Linked DNA regions of Mus musculus: region 2 is linked to region 1. Evidence: chromatin loops called from intact Hi-C (ENCODE). Cell type or tissue: left cerebral cortex. All regions are shown on one strand.

What was found. A loop is a pair of places that touch in the nucleus more often than their neighbours do. Peaks named below come from ENCODE experiments on the same cell type or tissue, not always from the same donor. Only the 100,000 strongest peaks of a DNase experiment are listed, where the experiment ranks them.
Region 2: a loop joins it to region 1, with 7 times the contacts of the local background. A loop is called at or near these places in 3 of 42 quality-filtered maps.

What each region holds. Positions count from the first base shown.
Region 1 is chr7:145,197,441-145,199,940 of GRCm38, forward strand. It overlaps a transcript of Tpcn2 not described here. Among named protein-coding and RNA genes, the nearest start is that of Smim38, 9.4 kb to the right of the region's middle. In left cerebral cortex, a CTCF peak has its summit at 1,305; DNase peaks (open chromatin) are centred at 499, 886, 1,091, 2,172 and 1 more place; H3K27ac peaks cover 1,915 bases.
Region 2 is chr7:145,024,463-145,026,962 of GRCm38, forward strand. No RefSeq gene overlaps it. Among named protein-coding and RNA genes, the nearest start is that of Gm46023, 43 kb to the right of the region's middle. In left cerebral cortex, no CTCF peak of the experiment used is centred here; a DNase peak (open chromatin) is centred at 1,249.

The DNA of each region.
Region 1 (2,500 bases):
TATCTCCTTCCTCCTGCCAGCTAGCTTCCATCCATCTTCCTTCTTCTCCTGCTCCTCTCCCTCCTCGTCTTATCTTCTTTCCTCCATCTTCTTCTTCCTCCTCCCTCCCTCCCTCCCTCCCCTCTATTCTCTTACACTCTACATGTGTCTCCTGTAATTATTTCAGGGTTCCCTCCTGAATCTAAGGGACACCTAGTCAAATACTCTCCCTGCAACTCTGTCGGACCCCCTAACCCTTTCTCACACCACTGCAGTAGTCCAGCCCCCTCATCAGCCAATCACCCTCATGGCTCCCAGTACTAATTCTCAATCCAGACCTAAGGCACTTGTCTCCTGCTCCCCAGCCTCTAAGTCCCTGATAGCTCTCTCCTGCCTGCGTGTGCACTACTGTTCAAACTCCTAGGCAACCATCAAATCCCTCACAGTTTGGATCCAACCCGCCTTGGTATTGTATATCTCTCACCTCTCCTCCATGCATGCAGTGTTAAGATCAGCATGCCCAAGCTCTGGGAAACAGATGAATTCCCTGGGAAGCTGGTTGGCTGTGTTTCTGAGCCTCAGCTTTGGAGAGTCAAAGCCACAGGATGGCCAGGACTCTGCCCAGGTGATCTTTGTCGTGGTGGTGGTGGTGAGTTATCTAAGATTCCCTGCTGAGGGTCACTTCTTGATCTAGTCCTCTGGTTTTCAGGCTTTGCTTACCCTGCATATTTGACCCGGGGCATCAGTCCCTCACCCATCTGCCTCTCAGAACTGTAGTCCTCCCTCTCCCTCCCTCTGTGGGTGTGCTTCCCTGGCACCCTGCTGTTGTGTACAGCCCAAGACTCTCCTCCCATATGGTAGCTGTTTCCCCACATGGAGTTCTCCATTCGGTACAGTATGGAGCCACTGTGGGCAGGGACTATCCCAGCTTCCCAGTGCGCAGGGCTGAGTCTGCACAGGGGCCAGCACATGTTGTTGCTTGCTAATGGAGAAAGAGCCCCCATCAGCTGCTGGCAGGCAGAGGCCCCCAAGCCTTTCCTGACACCCGCACCCAGCAGTCGGGGGGATCCCTAGGCAAGCACAGCTGGCTTAAAAAGGAAGCACACAGTTTCAAAGCTCCCTCCACTTTATTTTTAGAACCTGTGACTCATTCCCAGGACCAGCACTGGAGGCCAAGCAAGGAAGATGCCTGAAGTCTGGGGCCCAAACTGGGCTGAGATTTCAGGCTGTGACTTCCTACCAGTGCTGAGATCTGTACTGTCCACACTGTCATTGGTGGTGGTACTTGAAACAGAACAGAGGAAAACCAGCACCCCCTGCCTGTATGCCCACAGTGGCTGCTGCAGCTCCAAAGGCTCCTGCTTTTCTTCCCTTGCTCTGTGTGACTCTTATACAGTATTGGGCCAGAAAGAGGGTTCATTAGGCAAAGGCACCTGCCACCAAGCCTGAAGACCTGAGTTCAATCCCTAGGACCTATGAAGTAGAAGGAGAGAATCAACTCCAGCAAGTTGTTCTCTGACACACACACACACACACACACACACACACACACACACACACACACACACACACAAATAAATAAATGTAACAAATAGGGTCTTTGATGCTGCCTCCTCTAGCTATAGTTTGAGACAGCTGAAGTGTGCCCCCTAAAGGTTCATGTTCTTGGTCCCCAGTGTGAAAAGGTTGCCACATTGTGGGACCTTTAAGAGGAGAGGCCTAGCCAGGCGTGGTGGCGCATGCCTTTAATCCCAACACTCAAGAGGCAGAGGCAGGCGGATTTCTGAGTTTGAGGCCAGCCTGGTCTACAAAGTGAGTTCCAGGACAGCTAGGGTTATACAGAGAAACCCTGTCTTGAAAACAAACAAACAAACAAACAAAAAAAGCGGAGTGGCCTAATGAGAAGGTATTAGGTCATTGGGAGTCCCTCCTCCAATGAGATTAAGTTTCCCAAAGGAGCCCAGTTAGTTCCCAAGGGAAATTGTTAACAAAGAACAAGGCTGACCCCTGCCCTCTGGTCCGCTTCCACGTACTATGGGATCTCCCCACTTGTACACTCCAGACATTTCAGTCATCCTTTATGACAGTGTCATTAAAGCCAAGCAGATGTCTGTGCTGTGCTCTGGAACCTCTGTAGTTGTTCACAAAATAGACCTCTTTCCTTCATAAAGTCCCCGGCCTTGGGTGTTCCATTATAATCACTGAAGGGAGACTAGGATGCTGTGCATATGGTTTGTCTCTATTTAGATGGGTCTGTCTGTTTAACTAAAATCTGTTATTGTCATTTGAAGTCATGTTTGTTTGCTTGTATTCCATTTTCCAAGAAAAGTCATCCAGTCAACTATAAAGTTGACTGCCTCTGCCTCCCAAGTGCTGGGATTAAAGGAATGTGCCATATGGCTGGCTCCTGGACTTTATTAAAAGAAAGGGAGCTGAAGACAGTGCCAACATTCATGCGGGCTACACATTCCTCTCTTCAGTCACAGTTTGAGCAGCTGCCACACCTTCCCTGCCCTGGTGG
Region 2 (2,500 bases), 170 kb before region 1:
CATCCATCCATCCATCCATCCATCCATCCGTCTGTCCATCCACCCATCCATTTTCCCACATCTATACTCTTTCTTCCTTCTGCTTGATCTCGGATCTCATGGCACCAGCCCCCTGCTCCATCCAGCTGGCTTTGAGTTAAACAACCATTCCCCCTCTGTCCAGTTGTCAGAATGCCCCTGGTAAGTCTGTACCTCACCCCACCCCCATTCTAGAGACAGGCCCACAAGTCCCATTAGGCACAGGTACCTTATACAATGTGGACTGTCTACTCTTCCCAGCAGGAAGGCCATGGTGGCCTCTACTTGGCTGAAGAGGACCTTCTGGAATCTTGCCCTAAAATAGCCCACAGTGCTACCTCATTTCCTGACTAAGTGGTCAGCTCCAAACACAACTCATCTTATCTGGTTCCATCTGGGAAAAAGCCTGCCAGGCCGGCACCAGCAGTTCTTCTGGGAAATCACCTATCCTGGCTAAAATTCACCGAGCTGCAGGATGTGAAAGGCCTGGAGACAAAGAGCAGAGCTTGGGCCTTTCACTGAGTACTCCACAACCCAGTGAGCTGTTTCTCTCTAGCTTCACTTTTTAATCTCAAGCAACCTTGCTAGGTCCTAAGGGAAGCCCCTTGTCCTTCACCCCACTCAAGATTGCCTTGAGGGGTCTCCTTGCCTCCACTTCCTGGGAGCCCATAGTTGTGCCTGGCAGATCTAGATGGGAATCCAGTCTACAGGGCTGGGGCTGGCTAGGGCCAAGGGAGGTGGGGGCACTGCAAGCTAATATGGAACATCCACACCCCCCACCATTACAGCCCTCAATACAGTCTAGGCCAAAACTTCATCTTGCAGGAGAAAGCCTTAGAGAGGCAGCCTGTACAGGAGGCCCTGTCCTGCCAGGCTGCCTAGGTGCTGGCAGGTCCACCCAAAGGGCAGTAGAGCCCCACCCACCATGAGACTTGGAGTTAAATAAATAAATAAATAAATCAGAAAATGGGATGGTCTCAGATGCCAAGAGGTGTAGTTAACCTAGGAGGAAGTTGACTTTAATGAGGAAATCCCTTAGTGCAGCTGAAACTATGCTTGGAATGACAAATGAGCCCGGGGGGGGGGGCGGGGGTGGAGGGGGCTTGGAGGAAGTGCTCTGAAAAGGACACCCTCCTGGCCAGGTTTCCCTTGTATATCGGGCTTATCTGCAGGAAACTGCTCCAGAGGCTGAATCCGCTGAGCAGGCCTGTGAGTCATGCCTGCTCACAACCCAGGCACAGCCTCCATGATAGCGACACAGTAGCATCTCTAAGGGACATGCTCCCAGGGCAGTAGCCACAGCTCTCCTAGCCCAGAGTAAGAGAGAGTTCCCTCTGAGGATTCCTGGGCATACACCTGTGAGGCCCAGCCTAGCTCAGTTGTGGACTGGGAGTTGAGTATGTGTGTGATTTGCACAATGGTGGAGACAGGATTGTCAGGTTCAAAGGCCAGCTGGTACCTCGTGCAGTCATTGGAAGCTTCCATATGCTCTGTCTGTTTTCCTGCAGGGGTATAGCCCACAGCCCCCAACACAGGATGAAAGGGCTATTTTTGGAGGCCAACTTTTGGTGCTAGGGCTCCCATCACCCGATGGCCTCCTGGCCTCCTTCTCCGGTGGGAAGAGCCATCGGAAATGCCTGACTTCTGGTTCTGCCTCTGTTGGCAGGCGCGGCTAGGGACAGGGCCTCCAGGGTTGGGCAGCCAACAAAGGAGACTACACAGCAGTCTTTAAGTTACCCATGCCTCCCCTAAAGTTCAGGGATGTTTTTGTGGCTGGATGGCATGGTCCCAAAATTAGGCCAACACATCCAGCACCTTCTTGAATGGTCCCACGACAGGCTTCATGGGTCACCATGGTCACCAGCCCAGTGTCTCTTGAAGTTTCCAATGATACTGGATGCTCAGGGGTATAGTGTAGCCATTTCAGAGCTCAACAAAAGATGGTTGAGGATAGCAGAGAATAGTCCTGTATGCACACACATGTGCATGTCTATACCTACACACATCCACATGGATAAGATTCGTGCATGCACATGTGTGCCCACACACATCCACATGGGGTCTAGAGGCCAATTCTCAGTGTCTTCCTTCACTGCCTCCCACCCTACTTGGGACACTCACTGAAGCAGGAGCTTCACAATTGGCCAGGCTGGTTGGCCAACAGACCTCAGGGATCCTTCTTTCTTTGTCTCTCAGCCCTGGGATTTTGTGTGCCACACCATCCCTGGGGATCAGAGCTTAGGTCTTCATGATTACTTAGTAAGCACCACTAACTGAGCTATTTCCACAGCCCTCAGATTCCTTTTTGATGTAATTTAAAATAGAATGCAGTCTCCATTCCCCAGTCCTCAGGCCTTCATGCATTCCATCCCCAGCACCCAGGCCCCAGAAGTCAGATGGTAAGGTAAGGTGGAGAGCCACAGGGCTGGGGTGGAGGGGGATTTCCCACTTCCCCTCCCAGCTCCATATTTAGAATTTCCAC